2 separate regions of the Homo sapiens genome follow, and region 1 is linked to region 2. Evidence: read pairs that join two places in POLR2A ChIA-PET (ENCODE). Cell type or tissue: PC-9. All regions are shown on one strand. Each heading gives the region's core, and the rest is flanking DNA. Links, peaks and the distances in the headings are about the cores only. Region 1 overlaps DYNC1H1 (dynein cytoplasmic 1 heavy chain 1). Region 2 overlaps MOK (MOK protein kinase).

Evidence for each region. Peaks named below come from ENCODE experiments on the same cell type or tissue, not always from the same donor. Only the 100,000 strongest peaks of a DNase experiment are listed, where the experiment ranks them.
Region 1: POLR2A ChIA-PET joins it to region 2 with 8 read pairs; 2 of 35 experiments call an interaction of 5 or more read pairs at or near these places.

Annotation. Positions count from the first base shown.
Region 1 is chr14:102,024,970-102,032,969 of GRCh38, reverse strand. DYNC1H1 (dynein cytoplasmic 1 heavy chain 1) reads right to left here. Exons shown (of 78, transcript NM_001376.5): 44 at 6,263-6,396; 45 at 5,682-5,796; 46 at 5,426-5,587; 47 at 5,137-5,351; 48 at 4,829-5,033; 49 at 3,258-3,431; 50 at 3,032-3,151; 51 at 2,688-2,808; 52 at 503-698. Among named protein-coding and RNA genes, the nearest start is that of HSP90AA1, 58 kb to the left of the region's middle. RefSeq lists an enhancer at 4,449-5,648. In PC-9, for the core only: CTCF peaks have their summits at 3,841 and 4,106; DNase peaks (open chromatin) are centred at 2,829, 4,029 and 4,879; H3K4me3 peaks cover 1,157 bases; H3K27ac peaks cover 6,081 bases.
Region 2 is chr14:102,271,910-102,288,521 of GRCh38, reverse strand. MOK (MOK protein kinase) reads left to right here. Exons shown (of 12, transcript NM_014226.3): 2 at 4,930-5,044. Among named protein-coding and RNA genes, the nearest start is that of MOK, 25 kb to the left of the region's middle. RefSeq lists an enhancer at 7,999-9,198. In PC-9, for the core only: no CTCF peak of the experiment used is centred there; DNase peaks (open chromatin) are centred at 7,751, 8,451 and 9,351; H3K4me3 peaks cover 1,766 bases; H3K27ac peaks cover 6,296 bases.

The sequences.
Region 1 (8,000 bases), core at 1-8,000, 250 kb after region 2:
ATCTCATTGCCCCAGTGACTGACCACTGGGGATGAGCTAGACTGACCCTTGGTTCTCAGGTGAAAGCTGAAAATGTGCTCAACACTTGAACAATTTTTTTCTTTCTTCTTTTTTAATGAGACAGGGTTTTTCTCTGTCACCCAGGCTGGAGTGCGGTGGTGTGATCTCGGTTCACTGAAGCCTTGATCCCCTGGGTTCAGGCAATCCTCCCACCTCAGCCTCCCAAGTAGCTAGGACTACAGGCGCATGCCACCCCGCCCAGCTCATTTTTGTATTTTTTTGTAGAGACAGGGTGTCGCCATGTAGCCCAGGTTGGTCTCTAACTCCTAGGCTCAAGCACTTCACCTGCCTCAGCCTCCCAAAGTTCTGGGATTGGAGCCGTGAGCCACTGTGCCTGGCCTGAACAGCCGAAAGTTCTGGGATTGGAGGCGTGAGCCACCGTGCCTGGCCTGAACAACTGATTTCAATTTCTGGCAATACCTTGGCACTTCCACTTTCTCACCTGATCTCCTCTGCAGAGAAGTTGACGATGGTGGGGATGAAGTTCTCCCGCATGATGATGGAGCGGATCTGCTTCCAGTCTGTGGTGCTTTCCCCCAGCAGCAGGCAGATGGACTCCAGCGCCAGCTTCACAGCAGCAGGAGGGTTGGCCATGGACCTCACCTCCACCAGGTGCTGCTTCTTGATCGACTTCACAGCTGAGTGGCAGCAGGAGTGGATGAGGGTCGATGGGTGGGAGAAGATAGAGCAAAGCATGGTGAGAATGAACCAAAACAGCCAGGAGCTCCAACTCCAATGAGAGAAAGGACAGCTAGCTGCTTAGAAGAGCTAAGAAATGAGAGACTTTTCTGTATTAAACCCTCTGGAATAGGGTAAGTAGCTGATCTCTTAAATGATTATGAAGATCTTACAAAATGCTAGCATTCCTTAAAAAGCAGGATATTACCTTTAAAATGTCTCACAAGTCCTAATTTCTTTATCCCCATAAAGATTAAGAATATATTTACTATTTATTTGAGACTGAGTCTAGCTCTGTCGCCTAGGCTGGAGTGCAGTGGTGCGATCTCAGCTCACTGCAACCTCTGCCTCCCAGGTTCTAGTGATTCTCCTGCCTCAGCCTCCTGAGCAGCTGGGATTACAGGTATGCACCACCACGCCCAGCTAATTTCCTATTTTTAGTAGAGACGGGGTTTCTCCATGTTGGTCAGGCTGGTCTTGAACTCCCGACCTCAGGTGATCCACCCGCCCCTGCCTCCCAAAGTGCTGGGATTACAGGCGTGAGCCACTGCGCCTGGCCAAAAATATTTTAAAAAAATATTTTACAAAATATTTTAAGTGCAATTGTGCATTTATTTTATATAATTTCAACAGACATTTTAAATTTGCTACAATTTAGAGGGATGCGTAAAGACGTGGAGTTAACAGTTCTAAAACAATGGCTGCCAGGCACAGTGGCTCACACATCTTAGTACTTCTGGAGGCTGAGGCAGGTGGATCGCTTGAGCCCAGCAGTTTGAAACCAGCCTGGGCAATATGGCAAAACCCTGACTCCACAAAAAATACAAAAATTAGCTGGGTGTGGCGGCGCGCACCTATAGTTCCAGCTACTCAGGAGGCTCAGGTGGGAGGATCATCTGAAACAGGGAAGGCTGAGGCTACAGTGAGCCATGGTTGCACCACTACACTCCAGCCTGGGGGACAGAGTGAGACCCTGTCTCAAACAAAGCAAAACAAAAACAATGGCCAATGACTTCTATACACTAAAATAGTTTTCTAGGCTGAAATTTTTGTAAAACAATTTTAAGTAATATTTAGAAGGTGAGAACTACATTAAATTATCATCCAAATCCAACTCTGAATGAAAATATATAGGTTGAGTGGTGCATTTGAATTCATCTTGTTGTATAAGGTAAAAACTACAGATAATTGGGTTATTTGAAACAGGTTAAATACAGTGGGCAAGAAGAAAGCACTCTTTTTTTTCTTTTGTTTTCATTTATTCATTTATTTTAAAATAGAGATGGGGGTCTAGCTATGTTGCCCAGGCTGGTCACAAACTCCTAAGTTCAAATGGTCCTCCTGCCTCAAATGATCCTCCTGCCTCGGCCTCCCAAAGTGCTGGGATTAGTGCGAGCCACCTCGCCTGGCTGAGAGCAGTCTTACTCACTGTGTAAATTGCAAACTAAAACAGGATGGCAGGTTGTTGCCCTATTTCTATAGCATCTTATAGGCATGTAAGGAATGGAAAAAGAGAAGTGACTGCTATCAATACTTAAATTAGCAATTGGGTCATAGCTAGAACACTCAGAAACAATTACAAGACAGTTACACTGAATATTTTATATTTCTGGGTGAAATTCAAGTCAGGGATTGATAAATAGCATACTTACGTAATTATCAACAGATCTCTAAAAACGTATATTGACACAAAGCTTATATTGTGAAGTTTCTTTTATGAGAGGGGTTTCACTATGGTAAATACAATCTAGCTTTGTAGGAACTTTGCTTTGAGAGATGAAGACAATCTCAAGCATTCAGAAAAAGCTTCAGATGGTTACTAATGATATTTTTGGAAACCAGAACCTTTGAGGGAAGCATATGTGCAATGTTCAGTGACCTGAACTCCACAGTAATGTTGACGGAGACCACCCTTCCTAGACATCAAAGCTCTGACAGTCTTTACATACCATTCTGGGCCTCAATGACGGCAGGTTCCACCTTATCAAGATCTTCTTTGACACTCATCTGTTTGTCTGCAATTACCTCCTGCTGCTTATGCAGCTGTTCCTGGATTTCTTGGCTCATAACCTAGAAAGGAGGGATGGCTTAGGTATGGGTTAAGCATTGGTTAATTTGCTGACTAAATTCTAAACAACATTCTTCACTCTGCCAACACACACACACACACACACTCTCTCTCCCTCCCTCCCTCTCTCTAACCCTAAGACCCATTTGGAACTACATTTCCTACTCTCTCATTGGAGACTGAAAATGCTCAGTCCTTACAGGCCAGAATTCCCTGACACCATACCTTCTTCTTTTCAGCCTCCTGCTGGTCTTTCACCATCTTTTTCAGCTTGTCATTGGCTGCTGCATTCTTCACCTCCAGCTCTTGGCTCTTTATCCTCAAGTCACGACGCAGTTCTTCTACCTAAAGAGCAAAGCCCACACTCAGAGACGAGAAACATGCAGAAATTATATGGAAAGGGGTCCTCACTGCAGCTCACTCCCGTGAGGAATTTGTGCCTGTGACGCACCTGGTCGACTGTCTCTTTGATCTTCCTGAGCCCCACGTTCAAGTGCATCTGCTGCTCCTCCAGCTCGCTCCGCTTCTCGTGGAACAGGTTGGCATAGTGATTGATGAAGTCCAGGTAGTGGCGAGGGGTGATGGCCATCGTTCTGCCGCCTCGCTTTGCTAGCCGAGCATTCGCCTTTCAGAAAATAGTTACATCTTCTCACTCTTCAGGAAACTCTGTGACTTAACCTCAGAAAACAATTTTGGCCTTGGCAGATGGGTGTGACATGATAGAAGGAGCCTGGCCCTCGGGGCCAGAACACTCGAGTCGGGCCTCAGCTTAGCCACTTAGAGCTTTCGAGATACCCCTTACACTTCCAAACCTCTCTAAGCCCTTTAACTTCTCTAAACTGAGGATGGTGATTACACCAACTTTAGAGGTGTACTTATGTGAAAAGGCATCACAAATGTCAGTTACTATAGAAAGGTTAGCTAGCCTGCTTCCACCTTTTATTAGTAAGAAATGACAAGAAAGGGGCAAGGCAGGCCTGATGTGAGAAACTGCTCTGGTCCCTTGATTTCTGAAGCACAGCAAGATGATCAGACTACCAGGGGAAGCCAGGGCTGGACGACATTCCAAGGGCAATGGAGATGGCCTGCAGGGGCTGGGCAGCAGGACACCTACAAGCTCAGAGTGGATTTCACAAAGCTCTTCTGGGAGGGAGGAGTAGACTGAATTCTTCTATCACACAGAATCTACAGCAAGGATTAGCAAAACATGGTTAGCAGGCCAAGCCTTGCATTTTTCAGTAATGAGGTTTTACTGGCCACAGCCACACCCATTCATTTATATATGGTCTCTGGAGGCTTTTGCCCTACAATGGCAGCACTGAGTAGCTGTGCCCGAGACTACTCCACCTGTAAAGGTTAAAACATTTATGATCTGGCTCTTTAAAGAGAAAGCGTGCTGATTCCTGATCTAGAGGAAAGAGTAAGGGCCTGAACATACAGCAGCAGTGGGAGACAAAGGCAAAGGAGATCATTTTATCAGAGGCAGAGTCAGTGGGGGCACTAAAGTGTTAGACGGCTCCAGAATTTACAGCCCAGTGACAAGAATGAGATGTTACTAAAGAGGTAAGAGGTAAGAAACAAGTATTTCCTTTACAAATAACAGTACAATGTCAAACATGAAGTGCCCTAAGGTCTATTTATGTTGTTTTGAGTCTGGGTCTTGCTCTGTTGCCCAGGCTGGATTGCAGTGCCGTGATCTCAGCTCAATATAACCTCTGCCTCCTGGGCTTAAGTGATCCTCCCACCTCAGCTTCCTGAGTAGCTGGGACTATAGGTGCCCACCACCATGCCCGGCTAATTTTCTTTGTATTTTTTGTAGAGATGGGGTCTCGCCATGTTGCCCAGGCTGGTCTTGAACTCCTGGGTTCAAGTGATCCTCCCGCCTTGGCCTCCCAAAGTGCTGGGATTACAGGCATGAGTCACTGCACCTGGCCTTAAGGTCTATTTTTATAGCAATTTAGTTTTATATTAGCATGATGGTTAGTTTTGTGGTTTATCTGTTGATCTCAAAACTGAACCCACCTGGTGAAGAGTCTGATGAACAAACACACAGCTGTTCACAATGGCTTCCCGATGGGATGGTGGCTGCGGCAGCTTATCATACACAACTGGCATGTAATCAGGCACGATGTAATTTGGCTTCTCCAGATCCATCTTACTTGTGAATTCTTTGCCAACCTGATACAGTGCTTCGGTGGACCAGTCTCCAAACCAATTCAACACACACCTGAGAAAGAGGCCCATGTTTCAGGACAGCTATGAGGGGCAGGCTTTGTCCCTTGGAAGGACACCGACTTTCCTGACCCAGAGCCAAGTAAAGGCCCACGTACCTGTTGAAAAGTGCTGGTGATGTAGCTGCCCGGTCCTTGAGTCCCTCCGAGGACGGGTTCATGGTGAACACGACGTGGAGGTTGCGGATAACCTGGCTAGTGAACCACTTGTAGAGCTCCTCGTGCGAGTCCAGCATCAGGCCTTCCTTCTGTGCCCCCTCTTTGCACTGCGTCATCAAGGTGGCATACTCGTCTCCTTCAAAGAGACCAGGCACCTGGGAAACAGCACAGTGCTGACTTACTGGTCCCCCGGTAACACGTAATGCAACGCAACACGTCACCTAATTACCTCTCCATTGGCCAGAAGGGTATTCATTCGCTCCAGGAATCCAGAATCTAACACATTAGATTCATCCATTATAAATGCTATCTTTTCATTTTTACAGCCAGAACGTCTCAACACTGTCCGTAGATCTTCATCAAAGTCTTCCCCTGTGTACTTCCTATGGACCTACAGAAGCAGAGGCAAGTTAGGTCCATTCCTACTCACTGAGCTCTGCACACACATCTGTTGCTGGGATTAAGAGGCCACCGACCAGACGCACCTTAATCTGGTACACACTCAAACCGTTCATCCAGGCGACGAAACGAGACAGGGTAGTTTTTCCTGCTCCACTAACACCAATCAGAAGCAAGTGGCCTTGAGGTTGACGGAATATTCTGAAACATTACGAGAACTGATCAATGTTAAGGCTTATAATGCCTCATTCCCCTTTTGACTCATATCTAGTGTCTACAGTATTTTGGACATGTTTTAACTTGAACTTGTATATTAAACATTTGCTGAGCAACTGTTATTTGTGAAGTCCAGGAGGAATGCAAAGACCAGTAAGACACGGTCCTGTCCTCTAGACTGACATGAGAGACTAATGCAATTCCAGCAGAAGGTCAAAGGGCCATAATTATGGCAGGTATGCAGTGCTGGGGGAGGAAGAATGAAGTTCTGCTTAGGATAAACTGAGGATGGTTAAGCTGGACTTAGAAAGAAGAGAAGGGGGAAGCTGCTTGGTGGAGAAGGCTGAGGTGGAGGTGGTAGGACAGCATGAGGCCTGGTGTGACCCGGCACACACACTTACTCAAGAGCAGCTTAGGCGAGAGGTGGGGCTGTAACAACAAAAAAGCCCACCTGTCAATCCTCAGCACGTGGTCTAGGACTTCATTAAACAGCACCAGCGGAACATCAAGTTCTTCTTCATAAAAGACCTTCAGCCTAGCTTTGACATAATCTCTTAACTCTTCTTGGTCTACTGGGATGTAATCCTATAGAAAAAAAGGTAATACCCAAATTACTTAGAAAAAAATGTTAGTTATTAGACCAAAGTCAACTGTATGTCCACATACCATGAAGAAACTGTTAAAAATGCAACAAAAAAGGTATCATTTATAACATAGCAAAAAAATATAAATTCACTAGGAATGGATCTAAAAACATGAAAAACTTTTATAGAGAAAACTGAACTTCACCAAAAGGCAATGAAGAGGACCTCAATACATGAAGAGACATACCATGATCATGGAGGAAAAAAACACTCTACTATAAAAATGCCAGTTCCATCAAACTCATCCATAAGTTCAATGTAATCCCAGTCAAAATCTCAGTGGTGGGAGGTGCTTATTGTCCTGGTGCAACCTGACAAGCCATTTCTGTATTTCATTTGGAACAGGAAAGATCCCTCCAGAAAAGAACCAGGTGTGAGGGCCTGCCCTATTTTTTTTTTTTTTTTTGTAGCCTCGCTCTGTCACCAGGCTGGAGTGCTGTGGCACGATCTCAGCTCACTGCAACCTCCGCCTCCTGGGTTCAAGCAATTCTCCTGCCTCAGCCTCCCAAGTAGCTGGGACTACAGGCACGTACCACCATGCCCAGGTAATTTTTGTATTTTTAGTACAGACGGGTTTCACCACGTTGGCCAGGATGGTCTTGATCTCTTGACCTTGTGATCTGCCGGTCTCGGCCTCCCAAAGTGCTGGGATTACAGGCGTGAGCCACCGCACCTGGCCTGGGCCTGCCCTATTAAACAGACTTATTACCATAATCAGGACCATGTGGTTTTAGCACAGAGAACAACTAACGGATACCTATGCACACAGGGAAACTATGATGACAGACAGATACTGCAGAGTAAATTATTATTTAATAAACTTTGCTGGGATAATGGGTGTCCATAAGGAAAGAACTGAAAACGGACCCACTGCTCACTCAATACACAAACTCAATTAGAAATGTGATTAAGAGTTTCAAAGATACATCTTTTTTTTTTTTTTTTTTTTCCTTGAGACAGGGTCTCACTCTGTCACCCAGGCTAGAGTGCAGTGGCCTGATCTCAGCTCACTGCAACCTCTGCCTCCTGGGTTCAAGTGATTCTCCTGCCTCTCAAGTAGCTGGGACTATAGGCACACGCCACCATACCTGGCAATTTTTTTTTTTTTTTGAGACAGAGTCTCCCTCTGTCGCCCAGGCTAGAGTGCAATGGCGCGATCTCGGCTCACTGCAACCTCTGCCTCCCAGGTTTAAGTGATTCTCCTGCCTCAGCCTCCTGAGTAGCTGAGATTACAGGCATGCAGTACCGCACCCGGCTAATTTTTGTATTTTTAGTAGAGATGGGTTTTCACCATGTTGGTAAGGCTGGTCTTGAACTCCTGACCTCGTGATCCACCTGCCTCGGCGAGACGGGGTTTCACCACGTTGGGCAGGCTGGTCTCGAACTCCTGACCTCAGGTGATCCGCCCACCTTGGCCTCCCAAAGTGTTGGGATTACAGGCGTGAGCCACTGTGCCCAGCCTGAAAGATACATCTTTAAGAACGTTTGTTCTTCAAAAGACCTTATAAAGAGTAAAAAAATGGCTGGGTGCAGTGGTTCATGCCT
Region 2 (16,612 bases), core at 4,812-12,811:
AGGCAATTACAAATCTATTTCCTGCCTCTATAGATTTGCTTATTCTGGACATTTCATATAAGTGGGATCACATAATATGTGGCATTTTGTGCCTGATTTCTTTCACTTAGCATAATGTCCTCAAGGCTCATCCATGCTGTAGCATGTATCAGTACTTCATTCCTTTTCATGGCTGAGTAATATTCCATTGTATGGATAGACCACATTTTGTTTATCCGTTCATCTCCTGATGGACATTTGGATGCTTTCCACCTTTCAGATATTATGAATAATGCTACTGTGAACATTCACTTACAGGTTTTTGTTTGGACATACGTTTTTGTTTCTCTTAGGCATATATGTAGGAGTGGAATTGCTGGGTCATATGGTAACTCTGTTTAACATCTCAGGCCGGGTGCGGTGGCTCACGCCTGTAATCCCAGCACTTTGGGAGGCCGAGGCGGGTGGATCATGAGGTCAGGAGATCGAGACCATCCTGGCTAACAAGGTGAAACCCCGTCTCTACTAAAAATACAAAAAATTAGCCGGGCGCGGTGGCGGGCGCCTGTAATCCCAGCTACTCGGGAGGCTGAGGCAGGAGAATGGCGTGAACCCGGGAAGCGGAGAGCTTGCAGTGAGCCGAGATTGCGCCACTGCAGTCCGCAGTCCGGCCTGGGCGACAGAGCAAGACTCCGTCTCAAAAAAAAAAAAAAAAAAAAAAATCTCAAAGAACTGGCTAAACTGTTTTTCATAGTGTCTGCACCATTTTCCATTCCTGCCAGCAATGTATGAGGGTCCCAATTTCTCCACATCCTCACCAACACTTGTTATTATCTATGTTTTTGATTCTAGTGAGTGTGAAGTGGTATCTCATCATAGTTTTAACTTGCTTTTCCCTAATGACTGATGATGTTGAGCATCATTTCATAGCTTATTGGTCATTTTTATGTCTTCTTTGGAGAAATATCTGTCAAATCTTTTGATCACCTTTTAGTTGGATTGTCTTTGTATTGAGTTATAAGACTTATTTATATATTCTAGATATAAGTTTCTTATCAGATATATAGCGCTGCCATGCTCAGCTAATTTTTATATTTTTAGTACGATGGGGTTTCATCATCTTGGTCAGGCTGGCCTGGTCTTGAACTCCTGACCTCGTGATCTGCCCGTCTCGGCCTCCCAAAGTGCTGGGATTACAGGCATGTGCCACTGTGCCTGGCCAAGTTTTGTATTTGTAGTAGAGATGGAGTTTCGCCATGTTGGCCAGGCTGGTCTCGAACTCCTGACCTCAGGTAATCTGCCTGCTTCGGCTTCCCAAAGTGCTGGGATGACAGGCGTGAGCCACCACGCCCACTGAACCCTCATAAATCCATCACCGAATTTCAGCAGTGATCAGCATTTTACCATTTTCCCCACCACCATCTTTTCTGGGGGAGGAGTATTTAGTTTTTGTTATTTTGAAATAAAACAGTGAAAATCATGCTCTTATTTCAAAAAACAACATTGTGGAAAATATCTAACTTAGAAAATGAGACACCTGTAACCTCAGACAGAGCCAGTATTAATTCTGTGTGTGTGTATAGTTTTTAAGGACATTATTATTATTATTATTATTATTATTATTATTATTTTTGAGACGGAGTCTCACTTTGTTGCCCAGGCTGGAGTGGAGTGGCGCAATCTCAGCTTACTGCAACCTCCACTTCCCTGGTTGAAGTGATTCTCCTGCGTCAGCCTCTCAAATAGTTGGGACTACAGGCACCTGCCACCCATTATTTTAAATATTTACAGTATATTCCGTTATACAGGTAAACCATATTAATCCAGTTTCCTATGGGGGCCATTTGGGTTATCAGCTTTACTGTATTGATTAATGGTGCAATCATTAATCTTCCTGTCATATGTACTTGAGCAAGTTATTTTTTTTTCTTTTAGACAGGGTCTCCCTCTGTCGCCCAGGCTAGCGTATAGTAGTGCGATCCCTACTCACTGCAGCCTCAAACTCCTGGGCTCAAGTGGTTCTCCCACTTCAGCCTCCTGAGTAGCTGGGATGACAGGCGTGTGCCATTGAGTCTGGCTAATTATTTTTTGTAGAGACGGGGTCTATGTTGCCCAACTTGGCCTTGAACTCCTGGGCTCAAGTGATCCTCACCTTGGCCTCCCAAAGTGCTGGGATTACAGGCGTGAGCCACTGCGCCCGGCCGGAGGATGCACATCTTTTTTTTTTTTTTTTTTTTTTTTTTTGAGACGGAGTCTCGCTCTGTCGCCCAGGCTGGAGTGCAGTGGCGCGATCTCGGCTCACTGCAGGCTCCGCCTCCTGGGTTCACGCCATTCTCCTGCCTCAGCCTCCCGAGTAGCTGGGACTACAGGCACCCGCCACCACGCCCGGCTAATTTTTTGTATTTTTAGTAGAGACGGGGTTTCACCGTGTTAGCCAGGATGGTCTCGATCTTCTGACCTCGTGATCCGCCCGCCTCGGCCTCCCAAAGTGCTGGGATTACAGGCGTGAGCCACCGCGCCCGGCCCGGATGCACATCTTAAAGATTTAATAGCTGCTGCCAAATTGCCCTCCAAAGAGACTATGCCAGTTTATAATTTCAGCAGTAGTGAATGGGAATGTACAGGGGTATTGTATTTTATTTTATTTTTTGAGACAGAGTTTTGCTCTTGTCCCCCAAGCTGGAGTGCAGTGGTGCGATCTTGGCTCACTGCAACCTCTGCCTTCCGGGTTTGAGCAATTCTTCTACCTCAGCCTCCCAAGTAGCTGGGATTACAGGTGCGCACCATCACATCCAGCTAATTTTTGTATTTTTAGTAGAGACGTGGTTTCACCATGTTGTCCAGACTGGTCTCGAACTCCTGGCCTCAAGTGATCCACCGACCTGGGTCTCCCAAAGTGCTGGGATTACAGGTGTGAGCCGGCCAGGGATATTTTAAAGTAAATTCCAATTATTGTATCATTTTCACCTGGAAATACTTCTGTATTTCTTGCTAACAGATAAGGACATTTTTTGTGTTTTGACATAACCGTTATCACTTCTGAAAAATGAGTACCTTTTTACCGATGGTTTGTTCAAATCAGAATTCAGACAAGGCATTTGAAATGTGCATGTGGAAAGGAATACTGAAGAGGATGCCCACCTTCAGCGCTGCAGTTTTGAAAACCTGTGAATTGGGTGCAGTGGCTCATGCTAGCCACTTGGGAGGCTGAGGTAGAAGTTTAGGCTTGAGCCCAGGAGTTTGAGGCCAGCCTGGGCAACATAGCAAGACCCCATCTGCTTTGTGCAGGTGCAGGTTTGGGGCCTGAAGTGAAGGCCTCTTTTACTCTAGGCTTGTTTCTGCCACAATCTAAGTGATGTTTAAAGATTTCTGGTCTGTTTGCTTCTGGTCAGTTCCACACCCAAGGTTCTCTTCTAGATCTAGTTCTCAAGCCTGCATTTTCTTTTTTTTTTTTTTTTTTGAGATGACATCTCACTCTGTAGCCCAGGCTGGAGTGCAGTAGTGTGATCTTGGCTCACTGCAACTTCCACCTCCTGGGTTCGAGGGATTCTCCTGCCCCACCCTCCCAAGTGGCCGGGACTACAGGTGCATGCCACCACGCCTGGCTAATTTTTTGTATTTTTAGTAGAGACAGGGTTTTGGCATGTTGGCCAGGCTGGTCTGGAACTCCTGACCTCAGGTGGGTGATCTGCCTGCCTCGGCCTCCTAAAGTGCAGGGATTACAGGCGTGAGCCACCGCGCCTGGCCCCAAGCCTGCCTTATTTCTTTGTGGCCTCGCTCATATGCCTCTGGGTCTCAATTTGTAGGAGCTTCCTTGAAGCTTTCTGAAACAAATGCCCAGAGATTGTAACAGCCTTCCTGTGATCTCTGCCGCAAAGATGAGCCATTTGTTCAATGGAGAAGGCTCACAGACCGTTCTCTGCCAATGTTGTTGCAGTCTTACTCTCCTATTATTTGGGCTGTAGAAACTTTTACAACTGGTGAGACTTTTGCTCTCTAGATTTTACTTATTCCTTCCATTTCTGCTTGAAAAGTGGTATAGCCATTCTTGCCTGTACTTATCTTTGTCTTGAAATAGCTTGTTAAGGCAGTCAGTAGTAATTAGCGTACTCCATCATTCTGACTCTTCCCACCACTTTCCTTAGGCCAGCAGGCTCAGCGGACACTGGGTCCATGAAAGGCAGCAGTGAGTGCAGGCATTCCTTTAAGTGGGCGATATTTCATCATGATATGCCAGGCTCTCTAGCATTTTGCCACCTGACCAATAAGCCAAACTAACATATTTTAGACTTTTGTTCACAGCAGCACCCCACATCAAGGTGCTCATTTGTTGTCAGTCAGGGTTTGGTCAGGAAAATGGAAACTACCCTAGGTATCAAGCAGGAAGGCATTTAACATAGTGATCTAGAGGCTTCCAAAACCATTATCAGGGCTGGGGTGATGTGGTGGCAGCACACCCAGGGAAAGTTGCTGTTAGCTTTCAGAAAATTAGGAAGTGCAAGAATTGTAGGAAACTGTTGCGGATCAGCTGGGCCCTCTATAGGACCAGGGAAGGTCAATTTCAGGAGGGTCCTTAGAGGCTGCTGCTGCAATATGACATCAGCCCAGAGCCTAAGCTCATGCCCATGCCCACCCCTGCTGGAAGAATCCCACGTCTGCTGCTCCTCTATCTTCTGAATCTTGTAGGGTAGCTGAGCCTCTCCTCACTGGCCAGGATCCAGGTAAGGTGGTTCCTGCTATACAAGGGAGGGCACAGACTGGAAGGAAATGATGCTTTGTTCCAGCTTCCCCTAAAGTTGAGGGGACCACTAAATCTTACAAAGATAGGAGAAACAATTCTCAGTATATTGCTGTTTAAATTATCTTATAGATTAAAAGTTTGCTGTCTGGAAGTGAATACAAGTGTATGCATAAATAACATTTTATTTTTGTAATCATTTTTATTTATAGACTATAAAGCAATTGGCAAAATAGGAGAGGGAACGTTTTCTGAAGTTATGAAGATGCAAAGCCTGAGAGATGGAAACTACTATGCATGTAAACAAATGAAGCAGCGCTTTGAAAGGTAGGCTACAGAGATGCACTTGGGACCAAACACAGATCCAAGTTTCAGTCAATAACGGCAACTTAATATTAGGGGGGAGCTTTATTAATTTAATAATATGTAAGATACAATCAGATTTCTTTGGGCAGTGAGGGTTATATGCTAATGTTATGTTTATCATACTGGAGTTTACTCATATCCAGGCTTACTGTAATATCAGTGATGAATGACCACAAAAAAGTTTAAGTTTCAAAAGTGTGTCTCACCTTAAACAGTCTGTATGTTCCTAAAAGTTATAAATGTGTTGGATTTCTTTTTTTTTTAATTAAAAAAAACAGCAAAAAAATGATATATCAACCAATGGAACAGGATAGAGAGCTCGGAAGTGAACCCTTTATGATCCATTTGATTTTATGATCCATTGATTTTTTTTTTTTTTTTTTTGGAGACAGAGTCTCACTCTGTCTCCCAGGCTGGAGTGCAGTGGCACAATCTTGACTCATTGCAACCTCCGCCACCCCAGTTCAAGCGATTCTCGTGACTTAGCCTCCTAGTAGCTGCAACTGCAGGCATGTGCCACCAAGCCCGGCTAATTATTATTTTTTTTAAGTATAGATCAGGTTTCACCACGTTGGCCAGGCTGGTCTTGAACTCCTTGGCCTCAAGTGATCCGCCCGCCTTGGCCTTCCAAAGTGCTGGGATTACAGGTGTGAGCCACTGTGCCTAGCCCATTGATTTTGTTTGTTTTTGTGTTTTGTTTTGTTTGAGACAGGGTCTCACTCTGTCATCCAGGCTGGAGTGCAATGGCTCGATCTTGGCTCACTGCAGCCTCCACCTCCCAGGCTTAAGTGATCTTCCCACCTCAGTCTCCTGAGTAGCTGGGACCACAGGAGCACACCACACGCCTGGCTAATTTTTGTATTTTTTATAGAGACGGGGCTTCACCACGTTGCCCGTGCTGGTCTTGAACTCCTGACCTCAAGGTATCTGCCTGCCTTAGCCTCACAAAGGGCTGGGATTACAGGCATGAGCCACTGTGCCTGGCTGTGTGTTGGACTTCTATAAATGCAACCTTAGTCTAAATGTATTAGAGGTCCTTGCAATTTAACTAACTGTGAATAAATTAATATATTAATATTATATTAATATAACATAAGTGACAGGCATGAGCCACCATGCCCAACCTGAGCCATCACGCTCAGCCTGAGCCACTACACCCAGCCTTCATTTTTTAATTAATTAGTTAACTTTTAAAATGGAGATGGGATTTCACTGTGTTGCCCAAGCTGACCATGAACTCCCGGGCTCAAGTGATCCTTCTGCCTCAGCCTCCCAAAGTGCTGGAATTATAGGTGTGAGCCACCACACCTGGCCAAGAACAGTAATTTCATCCTCATGACATCTGGATAGGGTAGTTATCCTTGTTTCATATATGAGGATAGGTGCTTAGAGATGTGAGGTAATTTGACATTTTTTCTAGATTACTGGGTGGGCAGAGCCAGATGTGAACCCAGATTCTGCTAAGGCAAATCCTTGTTCTTCACTGCCCAATGCATACGGTAGTTTACCTACCACTAGGAAGACTGAAGCCACCAGGTGTTCTGCTCCTTCTCTTCTAGCACTTCTTCCTCTCTATGCATTCTGCATTCTCTGTGTTTCTTTATCTTTCCCCGACTCCATCTTTACTTGTAAACCACTGATGAGAGAGGATTTGATGCACAGTATACTGATTATCCCGTATCTAAAGAGCAGACAGCTGGGTGCTGTGGCTCACACCTGAAATTCCAGCTACTTGGGAGGCTGAGGCAGGAGGATTGCTAGAGCACAGGAGTTCAAGATCAGCCTGGGCAACATAGCAAGACCCCATCTCTACAAAAATTAAAAAAAAAACACAAAAAAACAGACTTCCTTAAACAGCCACCTTTGACCCAAAGTTGCCAGTACAGGATTTTGAACAGTAGGGTGTGATGCTTTTTTTTTTCTTTTTTTTTTTTTTTTTTGAGTCAGGGTCTCATTCTGTTGCCCAGGCTAGAGTGCAGTGGTGTGATCTCAGCTCACTACAACCTCTGCTTCCAGGGCTCAAGCGATTATCCAGCCTCAGCCTCATGAGTAACAGGGACTACAGGTGCAAGCCACCAAATGCCTAGATAATTTTTGTAATTTTTTTTTTTTTTTGAGACAGAGTCTCGCATTGTCACCTAGGCTGGAGAGCAGTGGCGTGATCTTGGCTCACTGCAACCTCTGCCTCCCAGGTTCAAGCAATTCTCCTGCCTCAGCCTCCCGAGTATCTGGGACTACAGGCGTGCGTCACAGCACTCGGCTAATTTTTGTATTTTTAGTAGAGATGGGGTTTCACCATGTTGGCCAGGCTGGTCTCAGACTCCTGACCTCAAGTGATCTGCCCACCTTGGCCTCCCAAAGTGCAGGGATTACAGGTGTGAGCCACCATGCCCAGCCTAATTTTTGTATTTTTGTAGAGACAGGGTCTCGCCATATTGCGGCTGGTCTCGAACTCCTGAGCTCAAAGCGATCCACTTGCCTTGGCCTCCCAAAGTGCTAGGATTACAGTCCTGGGTCCAGCCTCTATCAGATAAGTTTAGAATGTTCTAAGGAGCAGTTCTCTAGCGGGTGAAGAACGCTCAGTTTATTGAAGTTCTTTCTCATGCCTCCTCAGCCCCTGGGAAGATTGTGTGGTTACGTAACGGACATGGTTTCCCGGTGATGAAGCACATCCTGGGTCTGCCATCTGCCAGATTCCTCACACACCAAAAGTGCCTGGTCCACCAGAATCTTGGCTTCCTTGTCATAGTGCTTGACGACTAAGCAAAGGAATGAACAGAAAGCTAACAAGGTGGGACACATGGCAAATGTGCAGTGGATGCTGGCCTTCCTTACTGTATGCAGAATCATTCGTTGTATTTCAGAAACAATTTATGTTCTTTGCCTTTAACTTCAAAAGCAGTTGATTAGAACACATCCCACAGGTTGGCCCAGCATGGTGGCTCATGCCTTGTAATCCCAGCACGTTGGAAGGCCTAGGTGGGAGAATTGCTTGAGCCCAGGAGTTTGAGACCAGCCCAGGCAACAAAGAGAAACTCTGCCTCCATGAAAAAATTTTAAAAATCAGCCGGGCGCGGTAGTGTGTGCCTGTGGTCCCATCTACTTGGGAGGCTGAAGTGGGAGGATCTCTTGAATCCAGGAAGGTGATGCTGCAATGAGTTGTGCTTGTGCCACTGAACTCCAGCCTGGGTGACAGAGTGAGACCCTGTCTCACTCTGCCTTCTTTGACAAGGAAGCCGAAATTCCGCTGGACCAGGCACTTTTGGTATGCGAGGGATTTGGCAGAAAGCAGATCCAGGATGTACCTCACCACCAGGAAACCATGTCCGTTAGGTAACCGCACACACGCAAAAATCCGTTTCTGCTTGCTTATCATTGTGTAAGTGAATCCCCAGAGTCACCTTGCACAGTTGTGTGGGTGGTGTGAGGAATGTGAAGCATTAGTAGCAGAAAGTCATACTGAGTCACTTGGGCAGCATGAGGTTGGTATTTGGAGCCTCTGACCCCTACCCCCTCCAGTATTACTTCTGCTCCTTTCCTATGCTTTAATTCAAATAGAAACGGATGGCTTTTGCAGTAATCTTAGTTAATATGAAGTTAAAGAAAGGTAAAAAAATACACATAATGGATTAGTACTGTGGCAGGGAGGGCACTTTCACTCCTGAGCATTGTTTGCCTTTTGAGTCACTCAAGGACTTAGTTAGGGATAAGGAAGTTAGTTACTTGCCTGAGGCCTCAACAGAACTGAGTCGTTTTGTATCTTTTCTGGTATATCCTCAGAATTTTCCTCCACCAATACTTGCCAAAAGTACACAATTAAGAATAGGCTCTCTTTGGGCACAGTGGGTCTCACACCTATAATCCCAGCACTTTGGGAGGCCAAGGTGGGCAGATCAGTTGAGCCTGGAAGTTAAAGACCAGCCTGGGCAACATGGCAAAACCCCCGCTCTACCAAAAAAAGAAATAAAAAAGTTAGCTGGGCATAGTGGTGGTGCCTGTAGTCCTAGCTACTCAGGAGGGTGAAGTGGGGGGATTGCTTGAGTCCTGGAGGTTGCGGTTGAGGTTGCAGTGAGCCATGATTGTGCCACTGCACTCCAGCCTGGGTGACAGAGCAAGACCCTGTCTCAAACAACAACAACAACAACAACAACAACGGTTCTCTTGCTATGCTTTTAGTCTATATTTTTCCTATAGAAATAGAAGAAATGGAGTGAGTCTCTTAAAAAAAATCCCTAGTCTTGGTATTTGTAGGATCTCCCTTTGTGCCCCGAGGCAGTGACATTGGCACAAGTCTGCTAAACCCGGGGTTCAGTGTAGGGTTACCAGCTCTGACTCTAAAGGTCGGAACCAGCAGCTCCTCCATTTTAGTTCATGCAATCTTGGACAATTCCCTAATTTCTCCGTGCCTCTGTTTCTTTCTTTATACAATGGGGATAACCACAGTATCTACCCCATAAGATTGTTGTGAGGGTCAAATTAAATAATGCAGATGAAGCACTTAGTGCAGTGCTGGCACACCGTAATAAAGCAACTTGCTATGTAAATCAGTTTTTCCATAACAGATAATACAAGTTAGCAGAGCTTGAAGACTATTTTGGAGATGGACGTGAGATAATAATAGTAAGATTACCGCAGTTGTTCACTACATATCTGGTGTCATGAACAGTACTAGGTGAATTATATGCATGTGTCATTGAATCCTCACTGCGGCCCTGGGAGGAAGATCCATTGTTACATCTTTCAGACTAGGGAATTGAAATTCGGAGAGATCAAGTTCCCCACCTGGCCCGTTGCTACCCAACCTACACGTCGTGGAGCTGACTCTGAGCCCAGGTCTGTATAGGTCCTGAGCTGGTGATCTTCCCACCGTTCTTCCCAGCTGCAGATGCTGATGCCAACGTCAGGTCTACATGTGGTACATGGTTTTTCTCAAGTCACACCTCTAAGCAGTCCTCAAATTACTTTTACAAAAACAAAAAGTCTGCTGTGTAAGGTTATAAATAGAAACAAAGGCAAGGAATTTATTAGTCTCTCTAAAAGCCTTTTTTTTTTTTTTTACTTAAAAGTATAATATGAAAAACCTCAAGCATATACAAAATGAACAGCAGCCCTAGGTATCCAGCAGCCAGAATCAACATCCCTGCTATTTTTATTTAATCTATACCTCCACCCAGTGTCCTTCCTCTACTTGGGCTGCTATAACAAATTATACTGTATTCTGTCTGGCTTAAACAGCAGACATTTATTTCTTACAGTTCTGGAGGGTGATAAGTACAAGATTAAGATGCTGGCAGACAGGTCTGGTATCTGGCGAGGGCTTGCTTTAGGATTTGCAGGTGGCCCTCTTCTTGCTTTGTCCTCAAATGACAGATAGCAGAGAGAGAGAGAGAGGTCGCATGTTCTCTAGAGTCTTTCTGGCATTTCTTCTTAGAGCCACTAATGCCATGTGCTCTAATTACCTCTCAAAAGCCCCACCTCCTCATATCATCCCATTGGGGGTTTAGGGTTTCAACGTATGAATTTTAGAGGACACAAACATGCAATCTATAACGTTATACAGTTTTTTAAAGTCAAAATTTGTATATCTTGAAGTGCACATTGTTTATCTGTACAATTTTGGCAAATGGATATTCTCGTGTAATCAAGATGTAGAACATTACTATAACCCTAGAAAGTTCTTCTTGTTCCTTTTCAGTTTCCCACTGCCATCCCAGGCAATCACTAGTATGTGCTCTTGTGTCCACCTCCTTTAACTCAGCATCATGTCTTTGAGATTCATCATTACTGTTGTTCAGTAGTTTATCTCTTTTTTTTTTTTTTTGAGACGGAGTCTTGCTCTGTTGCCCAGCCTGGAGTGCAGTGGCACAATCTCAGCTCACTGCAACCTCTGCCTCCCAGGTTCAAGCAGTTCTCCTGCCTCAGCCTCCCAAGTAGCTGGGACTACAGGCCTGTGCCACCACACCCAGCTAATTGTTATATTTTTAGTAGTGACGGGGTTTCACTGGACAGGCTCGTCTTGAACTCCTGACCTCAGGTGATCCACCCGCTTCAGCCTCCCAAAGTGCTGGGATTATAGGTGTGAGCAACTGCACCTGGCCAGTTTATGCCTCTTTAATGCTGAGCAACATTCATTACAATCTGTGAGTACAACACAATTTCTTTATCCATTTTCCTGTTAATGGACTTTTTGATAGTTTCCAGTTTTGGGCTACCATGAATAAAGCTGCTTATGAAATTCGACTTCTTAGGCTGGGTGTGGTGGCTTGCTTCTGTAATCCCAGCACTTTGGGAGGCTGAGGCGTGAGGATTGCTTGAGCCCAGGAATTTGAGACCAGGCTGGATGACATATAGCCTGGTCTGTATGTCGTATGAAGAAAGACTTTTAGTATCTTTTTTTTTCCTCTACAAAAAAAAAAAAAAAAAAAGACCAGGGCATAGTGGCTCACTCCTGTAGTCCTAGCTACTTGAGAGGCTGTGATGGGAGCGTTGCTGAGCCTAGGAAGTTGAGGCTGCAATGAGCCATGATCACACCACTGCACTCCAGCCTAGGTGACAGAGCAAGACCCTGTCTCAGAAAAACAACAAAAGAAATACAGAAATTCTACTGGTGCATATTTCATTTTTTCTTTTTCTTTTTTTTTTTTTTTGAGACGGAGTTTCGCTCTTGTTGCCCAGGCTGGAGGGCACTGGCATGATCTCAGCTCACCACAACCTCCGCCTCCTGGGTTCAAGTGATTCTCCTGCCTCAGCCTCCAGAGTAGCTGGGATTACAGGCATGCACCATCACACCCGGCTAATTTTTTGTATGTTTTCATTTTTTCTTAGGCAGTTACCTAGAAACAGAATCACTGGGTCAAAGGGTAGGTATATGTTTAACTTTATAAGAAACTGACAAGCCTTTTCTCAAAGTGATTGTAACTTTTTATTTTTTTATTTAATTTAATTAATTAATTTATTTATTTGAGACAGAGTGTCGCTCTATCACCCAGGCTGGCTATCTCGGCTCAATGCAAGCTCTGACTCCTGGGTTCACGCCATTCTCTTGCCTCAGCCTCTTGAGTAGCTGGGACTACAGGCGCCCGCCACCACGCCCGGCTAATTTTTTTTTTGTATTTTTTAGTAGAGATGGGGTTTCACCATGTTAGCCAGGATGGTCTCCATCTCCTGACCTTGTGATCCGCCCACTTCAGCCTCCCAAAGTGTTGGGATTACAGGCGTGAGCCACCACGCCCGGCCTGTAGCTTTTTATATTACCACCGGCAAAGAATGAAAGTTCCAGTTGCTCCATATTCCCACCGGCATTTGATGTTGTTATTCTTTTAAGTTTAAGCCATTCTGATGATTGTGTGGAATTATCTCATGGTAGTTTTAGTTTCTACTTCCCCGATGACTAATGATAAACACTTGATCATGTACTTATTGGCCATTCATGTATCTTCATTTATGAATTGCCTGTCCAAGTTTTTGTCCCTTTAAAAATTTAGACCTTAAGAAACAAGCCATCCTAAGGGAGAAAAAAAGAAAAAATAATTTTAAAAATTAGGCTGTTTGCCTTTTTATTGAATTTAGGAGTTCTTTATATATTCTGTATAGAAGTCTTTTATTAAATGTGTTTTGCAGGTAGTTTCTCCAAGTCTGTGGTTTGCCTATCCATTTTCTTTATGGCATCTTTCCATGTGCTGAAGTTTTTTAATGTCAGTGAAGTCCAATTTATGGAGTTCTTTTGTGGTTATTGTTTTTTGTTTTCTGTCTTAGAAGAAATTTTTGTCTACTTCTAGGTTGTGAATGTATTCTCCTGTATTTTCTCCTAAAAACCTTATCATTTTAACTTTTTACATTTAGGTCTGTGATCCATCTTTTTTTTTTTTTTTTTTTGAGATGGAGTCTCGCTCTGTCACCCAGGCTGGACTGCAGTGGCGCTATCTCTGCTCACTGCAAGCTCCGCCTCCCAGGTTCACTCCATTCTCCTGCCTCAGCCTCCCGAGTAGCTGGGACCGCAGGCGCCCACCACCACGCCCGGCTAATTTTTTGTATTTTTAATAGAGACGGGGTTTCACCGTGTTAGCCAGGATGGTCTCGATCTCCTGACCTCACAGTCCACCCACCTCGGCCTCCCAAAGTGCTGGGATTACAGGCGTGAGCCGCCGTGCCCGGCCAATCCATCTTAAATTAATTTTTGTGAATGGTGAGCGGTAGGGATCAAGCATCAGTTTTTTCCCCCAAATGAATATCCAGTTGTTCCAGCATCATTTGTTAAAAAAAGACTTTCCTTGCCTTCAGTGGATTATTTTGTCAAAAGCTAATTGACTGTAAAAGTATAGGTCTGTTTTGGACTCTCTATTCTGTTTCATTGCTCTCTTTGACTGTCATTATGCCAATACCATACTGTTTTGATTAATGTAGCTCAACAGTAAGTTTTGAAGTCAGATACTAAAAGTCTTTCTTCTTCTTTTTTTTTTTTTTTGAGACAGAGTCTCTTTCTGTCATGCAGGCTGGAGTGCAGTGGTGTCATCTCGGCTCACTGCAACCTCTGCCTCCTGGTTTCAAGCAATTCTCCTGCCTCAGCCTCCTGAGTAGCTGGGATTACAGGCACCCACCACCATGCCTGGCTAATTTTTGTATCTTTAGTTGAGACAGGGTTTCACCATGTTGGCCAGGCTGGTTTCAAACTCTTGACCTCAGGTGATCCGCCTGCCTCGTCCTCCCAAAGTGCTGGGATTACAGGCGTGAGTTACCGTGCCCGGCCTCTTCATCTTTTTAAAGACAGTTTTGCCTACTGTAGGTCCTCTGTACATCCACATACATTTTAGAATCAGCTCAATTTTTTTTTTCTGTGAGGATTCTAGGAATATAGCTCATCAATTCTATTAAAAAATAAAACCAGCCGGGCACAGTTTCTCACGCCTGTAATCCCAGCACTTTAGGAGGCTGAAAGTGGGCTGATCACTTGAGCCCAGGAGTTCAAGACCAGCCTGAACAACATGGTGAAACCCCATCTCGATTGAAAATAACAAAAATTAGCCAAGTGTAGTGTCACACACCTGTAGTCGCAGCTGCTTGGGAGGCTGAGGTGGGAGGATTGCTTGAGCCTGGGAGGTGGAGGCTTCAGTGAGCCAAGATCATGCAGCTGCACTCCAACCTGGGTGACAGAGTGAGAACCTGTCTCAAAAAAAAAAAAAAAAATGCAGGTACGGTGGCTCACACCTGTAATCCCAGCACTTTGGGAGGCCGAGGCGGGCAGATCATGAGGTCAGGAGGTCAAGACCATCCTGGCTAAAACCGTGAAACCCCATCTCTACTAAAAATACAGAAAATTAGCCGGGTGTGGTGGCAGGCGCCTATAGTCCCAGCTACTCAGGAGGCTGAGGCAGGAGAATGGAGTGAACCCAGGAGGTGGAGCTTGCAGTGAGTGGAGATTGGGCCACTGCACTCCAGCCTGGGCGACAGAGTGAGACTCTGTCTCAAAAAAGAAAAACAAAACAAAAAAAAACTATTGAGATTATGAATAGGATTGTATTGAGTCTATCGTTCAATTTGGGAGAGAATGCATATCTTAGCAATATTGAACTTTGCAATTCATAAACATGGTATAACCGTCTCTCCATTTATTTCAGTTTGCTTTAGTTTCAGCTATGTTTTGTTTTTGTTTTTGAGACGGAGTTTTGCTCTTGTTGCCCAGGCTGGAGTGCAATGGCATGATCTCAGCTCACTGCAACCTCTGCCTTCCGGGTTCACAGGTTCTAGAGATTCTCCTGCCTCAGCCTGCCAAGTAGCTGGGATTACAGGCACGTGTCACCATGCCCAGCTAATTTTTGTATGTTTAGTAGAAGACAGGGTTTTGTCATGTTGGCCAGGCTGGTCTCGAACTCCTGACTTCAGGTGATCCGCCCACCTTGGCCTCGCAAAGTGCTCAGATTACAGGTGTGAGCCACCTTGCCTGGACGGTTTCAGCTGTTTTGTAGTTTCACTGAAAAGGTCTTACGTGTCTTTTGTTAAATTTATATCTAAGTGTTTTATGTTTTATAACATTATTATAAAAGGATATTTTAAACATTTATTTCCCATTGTTAGCCATAAGTATGTAGAAATGCAATTAATTTTTGTTTACTTTGTATTTTGAGAAATTTCTCAGGATTCACTTATTTTTTTTTTTTTTTTGTTCTAGTATGTTTTGGTTGCTTTCTTAGGATTTTTTACTTAAAGAAATATGTCACCTGCAAATAGAGACAGTTTTACTCTTCTTTCCCAATGTTGATGACTTTTTTTTTTGAGACGGAGTTTTGCTCTGTTGCCCATGCTGGAGTGCAGTGGCGCGATCTCAGCTCACTGCAACCTCCACCTCCCGGGTTCAAGTGATTCTCCTGCCTCAGCCTCCCAAGTAGCTGGGACTACAGGCACCCGCCACCACGCCTGGCGAATTTTTGTATTTTAAGTAGAGACAGGGTTTAACCGTATTGGCCAGGCTGGTCTCGAACTCCTGACTTTGTGATCTGCCCACCTTGGCCTCCCAGAGTGCTGGGATTACAGGCGTGAGCCACTGTGCCCGGCCCATGACTTTTTTTCTAGCCTTTCCCATTAGTTCAGATTTCCAGTACAATATTGAATGCAAGTAGCGGGGAAGTGTTCAGCATTTCAACATTAGAAGCATGATGTTTGCTGTATATGTCTTTTATCAAATTGACAGAGTTCCCTTTCATGAATAGCTTGCTGAGAATTTTTGTCCTGAATTGGTATCGAATTCTGTCAAATGACTTTTTGGTATTATTATTTTTTCCTTTTTCTTGTATTGTGGTGGATAACATTCATTCATTTTTGAATAATAACTCAACCTTGCATTCCCAGTATAGCTGGGATTCCCCACTTAGTCATAACATATGATCAGTTTTACATGTTCCTGGATTTGATAGTATTTTGTCAAGTATTTTTGTATTTGTACTCATAAGGGATACTTTTTTTTTTTTCGTGATGGAGTCTTGCTGTGTTGCACAGGCTGGAGTGTGGTGGCGTGATCTCGGCTCACTGCAACCTCCGCCTCAAGCAATTCTGCTTCAGGCTCCCAAGTAGCTGGGATTACAGGCGCGTGCCACCATGCCTGGCTAATTTTTGTATTTTTAGTAGAGATGGGGTTTTGCCATGTTGGCCAGGCTGTCTTGAACTCCTGACCTCAGGCAATTCGCCAGACTTGGCCTCCCAAAGCACTAGGATTACAGGCGTGAGCTACCATGCTTGGCCTATACTTTTCTTATTATATAAAAGTCTTTGTTAGGGAGTTAGGCGTGGCGTCTCATACCTTTAATCCCAGCACATTGGGAGGCTGAGGTGGGAGGATGGCTTAAGCCCAGGAGTTTGAGGCCAGCCTGGACAAGATGAGACCTTGTTTCTACAAATAAAAAACAGCTGGGCATGGTGGCAGGCACCTGTGGTCCCAGCCACTTGGGAGGCTGAGGTAGGAGGATGGCTTAAGATCAGGAGGTCAAGGCTGCAGTAAGCAGTGATTACACTACTGCACTCCAGCCTGGGCCACAGAGT